Regions from separate parts of the Homo sapiens genome. Here region 2 is linked to region 1. A link is a loop called in an ENCODE intact Hi-C map of the cell type or tissue named here. Cell type or tissue: Calu3. All regions are shown on one strand. Links, peaks and the distances in the headings refer to the core of each region. The heading gives the core; the rest is flanking DNA. Region 1 overlaps KCTD16 (potassium channel tetramerization domain containing 16). Region 2 has its middle 600 kb from the start of PRELID2.

Evidence for each region. Hi-C counts contacts between places; a loop is a spot of excess contacts. Peaks named below come from ENCODE experiments on the same cell type or tissue, not always from the same donor. Only the 100,000 strongest peaks of a DNase experiment are listed, where the experiment ranks them.
Region 2: a loop joins it to region 1, with 7 times the contacts of the local background. A loop is called at or near these places in 10 of 110 quality-filtered maps.

The regions. Positions count from the first base shown.
Region 1 is chr5:144,465,570-144,470,962 of GRCh38, reverse strand. The region is part of intron 3 of KCTD16 (potassium channel tetramerization domain containing 16); the gene reads right to left. Among named protein-coding and RNA genes, the nearest start is that of KCTD16, 300 kb to the right of the region's middle. In Calu3, for the core only: no CTCF peak of the experiment used is centred there; a DNase peak (open chromatin) is centred at 3,002.
Region 2 is chr5:145,235,976-145,241,368 of GRCh38, reverse strand. It overlaps a transcript of PRELID2 not described here. Among named protein-coding and RNA genes, the nearest start is that of PRELID2, 600 kb to the left of the region's middle. In Calu3, for the core only: CTCF peaks have their summits at 3,046 and 3,258 (motif pointing right); a DNase peak (open chromatin) is centred at 3,288.

The DNA of each region.
Region 1 (5,393 bases), core at 202-5,201:
GTGATCTGCCCGCCTTGGCCTCCCAAAGTGCTGGGATTATAGGTGTGAGCCACTGCACTCAGTCTTCCAAAAGTTATTTTAACAACACAAACACCATCATGTGAAAAATTTCTGTATATTCATGTGGAAAGTTGCATGAAGCCCTCACTATGTGCCAAGCCAGGAACCTGGCAATGGTGCAGTTATTTCCTCCCTGAACTGCTGGGATGATCATGTATTTAAATGTCATCTGGGATCCTCCTGCTACCAAACAGAAGTATTGCTTTCCACTTATTCTGGGCACTATCACTATCAAAGGGGAATTGAACAACTTAATTCTAGTGGAGGTTGTCATACTACCATGTTTCCAGATTTTATGAGAACATTTGACTGTTTTACTTGCCATTTATTTTGGCAAGATAATTTATGAGATGGCTTCTGAAGTCTATGTATTATATTAAACCAAAAAAGAAAGATAGGATCAGAAGGGCCCCATCCAGCTGATCCAATATTATAGGATTAATAGTACTACAGCCCAACTGTAGTCCTACATGAAGGGTTGTTGTGAAGTTTGAAAAATAATCAAATGTGAGAAGATAACCACCCCATATCTTTTCTAGGAGCACTGTCTGCCTGACTACCCTCTTCCCAAGAACCTAATTACAAGCAAAGAGGTTTTAAATCAGAACACAGAAATGACACATGTAAGCTCCAGACCCCTTTGACCTTGCAGTCCCACTGTGATATGCTTACAAGTCTTGGGAAGTGTGGAAAGATCTATGAAAGGTCAGTTCTGTAACACAAAGTATTCTAGAATCCCCCCAATTATACCAAATAACGATCTCATAAATACCTTAGTACTTCAAGTTGCAATGTATTTTGCTTCCAATTTGCTGAAGTTTCAATACTGGCTGGAATAATTCTCTCCATTTGGGGAGAAAATAGGTTACAATTGATTAGCCAGATGTGGGAAGAAAACCATTTCATTCCAAGAAAAGTCTGATTTATTGATATTAAAAAAGCAGGAAATCTATTGCCTGTTTGGGGAGTTATTATCTAGTTGCTGGTCAGAGAGCCTAATAGCTCTACCTTGTTTTTTAATAAGTCATTGCTGAATTTGTTGAATATTATATGATTTTTGGTGCCTGCTGCATAACAGTGGCTTGATAAATGTTTGATGAATAATCAGTGAATGAGCTGAACACATATGTTGAATTGTATCAAGTTGATAACATGGCAGTGCAGGTCTCAGGCGCCAGAGTCAGACTTCACAATTTGTCACCTATGAGACCTTACATAAATTACTTCAACTCTCTGAGCCTCAGTTTACTCATCTGAAGAATAAGGCTGTTAACAGCATTCTCTTCACAGGGCTTTGAAGAAAATTAAATGAGATAGCTAATGTAAAGGATGTTTCATAATTTGCGGCACACTAAGTATTCCATTCAATTACACATCTTTGTTTTACTACAATGCTGACGCTATTCCATATAAGGGAAACAAATCAGGGGCTTGCTATATAATTATAATGTTTCCATCAATACACTACACAGCTAATACTTAGATCTAGCTGGAATATCACATTAGTAATGACACCGATGTTACAGCTGGATGCCTCAGGAAAATGTGTATTCAGTAGTTAGTAATGTCTGCCTCAGCACAGGAATGGTGAGTGAGTGACCACAAGCGCATACTGTGTCTGGGACATGGTGTGTGAACAGAGGATGTTTTTGGAAAAAAAGGAGTCTTTATAGTGCAGTGCTTAAAATTTCACAAATGGATAAGCCCTTCAGGATAAAGATTGACTTGAAAACACATCAAATAAACTTAAATCCAGAACGGGAAAGAATTTGCATTTTGGATTAAACAGGGAGAGGCAGGAAACTAAGTTATATTAAGTCCTTAAAGCCCTAAATCTTCAAGCATTTTACAACTTAGAAAAACTGAGGACTAATCAAGCAAATTGTATGATTAGACTTGGCCCCCTTCCACTATAGACCTCACTGTGGCAGTTCTTACTGATAAAGAAGAACTTAAACAGAAAAGACTACAGAATATTTCTCCTCTATGAAAAATTCAAACCGAGCTGAGTGAAACATGACTTAGCAAACTCACAAAGTGCTTATGCATTTTTAAAAGCTCTGCAATGTACCCACACTTCAAATTTTCCGCCTGCTAATGGTTGTGAGCACAATGCACATCATTTACTGCAACAGCTGGGAAAACTGCTTTCCCCTGTCTTCTCTGTCAATGATGTAGGAGCCTGCCAGTCTGGGAGCTAGGTGGCCAGATTTAATTTATCGAGGCTGCTGAAAGGCTTTCTTGGTATCCCAGTTGAAAAGTCAATAATGGCCAAATTGATGTTTTTATAATTCTGCTAACCTTGAAAACGATATTGCATAGTGGAGATTGGGAATAGGCAGGCTATGAGAGCTTCTGAAAAAAGTTTGTCTTCAAGCTTGACAATCATCATTTCTTGCTTGCAGTTGACCGTTTTTACTCATGAGCAGTTGGTCTTGGAGGGGCCCAGTGGGGGCTTCTATTGAGAGATGGTTAGTACGGGCAAGAACAGACAGTTAAACTAGCCACGCATCCATCAGAGTCAGTCAGGAACACAGGCACCTCACCAGTTACCTGAACGGGAAGAATTTAACGTAAGTATTGGTTAGACAGACATGGGAGAAGTGAAAATGCAAACAGGTAACAGTGAAGAGACAAAGATAGTGGCTGCAGGAGGTGGCTACCATCCTTAAGTCTGAGGAGACAAGTAAAAGAAAATGCAGTTATTAGAACCTAAAAGCTTAGAGGAGGCATTGTGTGGAGGTTGGACCCAGACATCTGAGGAGGGCATGTGGCCTGCTGGTGCTGATGTTTCTGAAGCAGCCTGGCTCAGGGGATTATAGAGGGGAAAAAAGGGAAGCTGAAACCAACTGCTTTTGGAGTAAACAAAAGCTGGGCTGCCGCTGATAGGAGCAAGGGGCAAGCAAGGAATTCTTCCCATGTTTTAGTGTCTCCCTCTAGCACCCTCTATTGACAGAGCCTAACAGAAAGCCAGCTGGGCAAAGGAAAAGTGTAGTTAGCCTGTGTGGTTAACCCAAATCCCAGTCCTGGCATCACAAATAGAGTATAAAGGGGTGTGTTTGGAGCTGAGAGACAACACCTTAATAACCAGGACACTCCCTGCGAGGGATGCAAAAGACATGAAAGACACTCTTGACCTGCAGGAATGTGTGCTCTACTGCACAAGCTAGGAAATGAAAATTAAAACAAACAAACAAAAAATCACCTCACTTCAGCTCCTGCCCTGCCAGCCCTTTTCTATACCTCAATGTTTTGTGTGTGATCTTCCCTTTGCCAGCCACGCATCTTTCTACTTTCAGGCTAGTCCCAACCTCCTCCTGCCCGTTGCTTTCACGGCACCATAATGTGTAAACACGGGTGGGTTTCTAGGTTTATTGGCTTAATGTCTGCTTTCCACACTAGACTGCAAGGGATGTGCTTGTTTCCTTCTGAATTCTAGAGTGTGCTCCAGGGCACACACAGATCAGCATGCCAGGGCATACAGTAGCAGATGCTCATTGAATATCTGTATGATAAATGAATGGGGGAGGAAGCCTGCTGTGTACAGACAGCAAAGTTTAGTTAGAGTGTGTGAATGTGTGTGTGACAGAGTAAACCTTCCACCCAAAAAGAAAAATGGATTGAAAATTCTGACATGCAAAAGACATTAGAATGGAAAATATTTAGGCATATTGCTAGACAGTTAATATACATATGACAAAAACATACTGACCCAGAGAGAAAAATGGCAAAATCTACAGGCCTATCAAGAACTTTTAAAGTGTTTTACGTATATGTAATATATATAGTGTTATATATATTATATATAATATATATAACACTATATATATTATATATAATACATATAGTGTTATATATATTATATATAATATATAGTGTTATATATATTATATATAATATATATAATATATATAGTGTTATATATATTATATATAATATATATAATATATATAGTAACGGTTAACTCTTCCAAACCAGAAACTTGCTGAAATTCTAATAATAGATACTATTTATTGAGAACTCCCTATGTCTTGTTATTGTGCTCAGCACTTTACATAATTTTATCTTCACAATAATCCTATTAGTGAATGGTGAATTTGTAATAATCTCATTAGTCAATTAGGATGCTATTCTTTTCTTTTCATGGAAGAAGAAACTGTAGCTAAAAGTGGTTAATTATTTGATCCAAAGTTATAAAGTTGACAAGTGGTGAGAATTAAAACTCAGATATTTTTAAATACAAAGCATCTGGTTTTTATTTAGTGGACACAATATTCAAACATGAAAATTTTCTATGAGGGATATTTAAAAGTATTAACAGAGTGAAAGAGTTTAAATACTGACATTAAACATGACTGCCCCAGTGATTCCAGCCCTTCAATAACTTCTAAAAGTAACCAGCTATTTGAACAACTTAAAAATCCAGGCTTTCTGAGGTCTTTTATCATTATATTTATATATAAAATTTAACCTCCTTTCCCTCTGCCCATTGGAAATAATTGAAAATGACTACATGAAGGACACAGTGTCAGTGGTGCTCTTCCTGATGTGTGGGACATCTTGTATCCTTCCACCATTATTTAGTTCTACCAGGGCTGCCTTGGTAGCAATCACCAGTGTGTGAAGTGTGCACTTAATTAGCTCATGAAAAAAAAAAAAAAAACCCTAGCTAGTGAACTAAGATATAATATTTGCTAATATTACTTAATGAATACTCAACAACCAATCAGTATGTGATATCTCCTCCAACAGAGAAAAAACATATGGCCGGGTAGGCTGGCTCACACCTGAATCCCAGCACTTTGGCAGGCCAAGGCAGGAGGATCACCTGAGGTCAGGAGTTCGAGACCAGCCTGACCAATATGGTGAAATCCCGTCTCTACTAAAAATACAAAAATTAGCCAGGCATGGTGGCAGACGCCTGTAATCCCAGCTACTTGGGAGGCTGAGACTGGAGAATCACTTGAACCCGGGAGGCGGAGGTTGAAGTGACCAGAGATTGCGCCATTGCACTCCAGCCTGGGTGACAAGAGCAACCGGTCTACAACAATCTATAGTTTATTGGCAAATGCAAACTTAAACTTCTATTAATCCTCCTGGCAAAAAAAAAAAAAAACAAAAAAGTTAAATTTGGAGCAATTGTTCAAGAGCTACAGAACCCTGTGAATTTTATGAGAAACGCAGGTGGAAAAGAACTATCTTAAAACATTTATGAGTCATAAACTACTTGGAAGGGAATGAGGGTTGACCAGAAAATGTAGAATGCATCAGAAGCATGTCCATGATAAGGCCAATCAGGATGCTCATGCAGAAGCTCAGTGCTGGCAGACCTA
Region 2 (5,393 bases), core at 270-5,269, 770 kb before region 1:
CCAGGCTCCTTTTATCTTGTGATTCCACCTGCTCTAGGTCCTTTGGGTGATCTCTATTCTGCTGGTTGACAAGGAAATGAATGAGAATCGTGTCTTCAAGGTATTTATGAGCCAGACCAGTAAATGACACACATCAATTTATCTTACAGTCTAGTCTCATAGATGTATCTAATTGCAAGAAAGGCTGAAAAATTAATTTAGTTGTGTTCCTAGAAACAAGAGAACAAGTAGCATTTATTGAATGCTTACCTGTGCCAGGTACTGTTCTGTGTCCACTTTATGGGTCAAATCACTTAATTCTGAGAACAACCCTAAGAGATTGATACTTTAATTATATCATATTCCAGATGAGGACGCTGAAGCCCACCCAAGGAAGCTCTTTAACCTGTTTGAGTCATAGAGCTAGTGAACAGCTGAGCCAGCATAGGAGATCAAATAATCTGGCTTGAGAAACCAGCTTCGAAATCATTACACATTCTGCTTTTATACACATAAACAAGGTTTATGGAATCACTATAATATTCACTAAATGTAGGAAACAAACATGTTAATTTTTTTATATGTCATCTAAGCTTATAAGATCATAACACCTAGGATTGACACAGTGGTGGTATAAAGCAGTTATAGTATGAAATTCAGTCATAAGCAACAGGAGCCTTTAAAATGGGATTTGCCCTTTGGCCCAGCAATTCTACCGGTTTTTAAAGAAACCCTCAAATAAATACAAGAAGTTGTACGTAGAAAGACATTTATTATAATGTTGTTTAAAATAGCAAAAATGTGGAAACAACCCAGCTGCCTGATAATAAGTATAGTTTCAATAAATGTTGAGATATACACAATGGATTATTTTGTAACTACTAAAGATGAGGATGCACATGGATACTTATAAAGTATGTTTATTTACTATTTATAAATATGTAAATTACAAAATATTGTATATATCAGAAAAAAATATTTTTGTTTAAAAAGTGTATATTTGTATAGGAAAACCTTGGAAAAGACAGAAACAAAATGTTAATATTGGTTAATGCTAGGTGGTGAAATCTTTGGTTTTAAAAACTTTGCTTATTTTTATTTTCTAATACTTCTATAAAAGCATGCTTTCCCTGTCTGATGAAAAAAAGAAAGCAATAAAGCAGAAAGTGAAAATTAAAAAGAAAATACATTTGCTCAATGTAGAGAGTGCCAGTGAGATGTACCCATTTATAAATGCCATAAAACGTCAGACCATTATGAGGAACCATCTATTAAATTCATTTTCATGCATTCAATTATCATATGCTCATTCATCCTATTATCAACAAGAAAGACGCAACCTTGTTGTCAAAGAACTTATTTAGGAGGGAGAAAAGAGGCAAAAGATGTACCAAATTCTGAGAAAACAGCATTCAACGATATGCTTTGCTGGGGGCCATATTTTTATATGAAATAATTTAGCACAAATTGTGGCTGCTATCAATCACATTTAGTTGTCATTATCATCCTTAAGTTATTCAGTGGCAGAAAAACCATTCTCATTTTGCCAGGACCTTACCTCAAATGTCTGAGAATATTCTAAAGAAGCTTCTATAAGGGTCCATTCATCAGATGAGAGGGCCACTTGAGTAGGGCAGAAGCTTATAGAATTTCTTAAGGACTCTTATGGGTTAAAAATCTTCTGAAATATCTCCATGGATAACTTACTAGGAGGCCTTGAATTTCTTTTTAAATAATGGCATTTCCATTTTTCATGGTGTATATTTGAGCTTCTGGAGAGCGAGGCATCAATTTGATTTAATTCAATTCAACAGACATTTATTGTAATTGCATTATATTTATTATAATTGCATTATAGCATTTACCATCACTTCAGGAGGAATCTCAGTAATTAGAGACCTCAGCAGTCAGTCATTTTTGCCTTTTGTCTAAGTGTAGGATACCTCTGGGCCTCTGCTGACCCAGAATACTGTGCTGTAATTGTCTGTTTATCCCAGGAGACAATATCCTTGAGACCAGAGACTATGTCCTCTCATCACTCCAAGTGATTCCTGGAACATGGTAGGCACTCATAATTACCTTCTGGGAAAATCCACTCCTCATTCTTTTGCCCCTTTTTAACATTTAATTGCTCATTAGTATTTCTTTCAAAGGAATTGCTAGAGAATAGCTAGACAAGAGGAGGAATCATTGGTCAGTCATAAACATTTAATGAGATAGCTGAAGAAATTACAGTTCGGATTAGAAGATTATAGCACAATTTTAAAATTAGTACTTGCCCTCGTAGAGCTCATACTCTTACTGAGACAGTGCACATAGTCCCAGAAAAAATGCTTCAGATGTTTAACTGTATGTCACTGAAAAATTCACATTAATGTGTGTGTGTTAGATAGATAGATAGACAGATAGATAGATAGATAGATAGAGACAGATAGATACCCACACATTATTTAATATAAACTAGTATTAGGAAATTAGCTCAATAAAGCAGGTAAATAAGTGATGATTTAGATAATTGATGATTCAGATAATTACGTGACTTCTTTATTGAAGGAAAGTAGTTTTGTGTAGGCTTTCATTTGCATATGAAGTGTCCTAAGTAATTTTAATCACTTCATTCTTAGAAATGTATGGATTGTGGTAATATGAGGTTCATTTATAGGATAGTGGGGACATAACAGGGGAGACCTTTCACAAGGTGGGAATATAAAGTAACAGAGTAGTCAGATGTGGGTGTAGCTATTCTGGGTATGTGAATTTTGAAAAGGGTTTGAAAAAAGTCAAGAAAAAAACATTTCATTCATTTAGTCATTTATTTATTCAACAGATGCTTAGTACATATCTGGCATAGGAGAAAAAGGCATGGAAAAGTAGCAATAGGAAATGTGTAAATAAATGCATTTAGGTTTTACATAGACAAATTTTCTCCACTGAGGTTGACATATTCTGTGGGGGAGTCATAGAACGTCCTGAAATCGAGGAGTGCTGAATGAAATTAAGAGCTAGAAGTGTTGAATAATGGAAGAAACATCCGCATTGATGTCAGCAAGTCCTGGTTTTGAATCTTGGCTCTATTTGTTGAGCAAACTACTGTCATCTGTGAAATGGGGATAACAATTACCTTATATGGATAAGTGAAGCATTTAGCCTCCTAGAATAGCACCCTAGCACATAGAAATGTATAGCAAAAATTGCTTCTCTTCTGTCCTCTTTCTCTTCTGTAATGTGGCCCTTTTCATAGCAAGCTAATAGGGAGGCTTGGGGAACCAAACTTGTTACAGTGAACTCTAGGTGGCGCTCTAGCAATGTAAGAGAGGTTGTTGGAGGGTAGGTCTTTGTGAGAAGGAATGTGGCATATGCCAGGTGCCTGATTACCACATGAAATATGCCCCGTTCCAGCCTAACCTCGAGTAAGCTAGTAGGATTGGAGGGTTGGGGTTCTGTGAAAATACCCATACTCATTTCAGCCATGTGAAGAGCTGTATGTATTTTGTGTAAGACTGGTTAGAGGATCAGTAACACTGACCACTTCTTTCCAGAAGCACAGGAAGGAATGATCAGATGGGGAAGCACATGGACAGGTCATCCAAGGAGAAAAAATAAGTATTTATGCTGATCCTTTATTATCAGTGGTAGAAAAAGTCCAGCCTCATTTGCCATCACACTCTCTGCTGCTGCAACCAGAGGTGTGAGAGTCCTGTGAGAGGGAATGAATCTTTAGAAGGAACCAGGAAAGATGATGGATACAGGGGAAAACACAATATTTCTTTCTTTGAAAGGCTACAAGGGTGGGAGAAGTCGGCTTTAGACCAGCAAACGTGTCATCTGTGTCACCACCTCTCAATTTCATGCTCGTGGCAGACATTAATAATTGATTATGCCAATTTTCCCTGTTGAGATTAGAAATGACTACACAAACATTCTTGTCATAGCGCTCCAGACAACCATTAAAAAAATCATAGGAATTGACACATGTATGAAAGCTCAGCCATAGGCATATATAGCTATCCCACCCTGAGGTTTTTGTTTGTTTTGTTTTGCTTGTTATTTTTCTGTTTGGCTGGCAATGAAATCTAAAGAGCTGTCTTAGAAGATATGTTATGCAGATTTGCTGCAGTAACAAATAACCACACTGTCTTGGTGACTTAGAATAACAGTGTATTTCTGGCTTACATTATGTGTTGGGACTGTGAGTCAACTGCTGTGGCTCTGCTCTGCAATTCCTCATTGCTGCATGGCAGGACACAGGCTCAAGGAGCAGACCCAATTTGGGACATGCAGTTTTTATGGTAGAGGACAGAAGAACAAGAGGGTTGGCAGAAACAAGTGATGCCTCCTAATACTTTTGCTCTGATGTGTATGTCAAGTTCCTCACATTCTTCTGGTGAAAGCACATCTCAAGGCCAAATCCAACATCAACGCAGTGGGGATTGATAACCAAAATGAGTGACTGACACAGGTCTCAATTATGGAGGTTTACTAAGCCAGCTTTAGAATGCATCTGAGGAAAATAAGTGCCACAGACATAACTGTGGCTATTTTTCCAAAGAGGTTGTCAGGAAGTTTAGTATTTATACATTTCCTTAAAGGTGTGGAAGGCATGTAGGAAGAGGGGCAGGTGGGCAGTAAGGTGAATAGTTACATTCCTGTGAGACTTTGGTCAGTGCCCAGTAAATCTACATTTTCCATGAGATAAGGTAAATTTCTGAAGAGAAAAAAGGAAGTAAAAAGAGTCAACTATGCAGACATCTCTGGGTAGGTTGAAGAAATGAGTCTTGAATTTGTTCTGCACTTGGGAAAATAAGCTTGTGATGAACATTATCAATGTGGGTTTTAGGAGCTAGACTTAGATCGTAGACCTAAAGTTACAGTTGGCATGTCCTTGTTTATGGGAGGCCAGCAATTTATTTACTTGTGAATGATCTGTGGGGGCAGCCCTTTGCAGATGTCTGAGGCTTTTACCTTTTCATGAGGATCTTGCTGATGCACAGCGTTAGTAACAGCTATTTCTTTGGAAGAGGGTGTTGCAATGACTCAGCTTCCTCTGGGTTTAAGCATCCTTTTGCATAAGAAGTTTGGGAGGTCCTGAGATTTAAAATTTTCCTTTACAGGATGTATACTCCTTTTAGGGCAGGGATACTGCAAGAGACACAGCTGTGGTTGAGGATATATCATCCTCTTACAGGATGGAGAGGAAATGATCATGCAATCTACCACTGAAGATCCCTTCCTTGTAATCTTATTAAGGCAGCATAAACCATTTATGCACCATAGTTGGTAACTAAGCACCTTTCAGGATTCTTCCTCAATGCCAATGAAGACAGAACCTATGGAAATCTGAGGTCGAGCATCTTCTAGCAACTCATTCAAGTTCTCAGATTGTGGGCTAGCACCTTCTCTTTAGGAAACTTCTC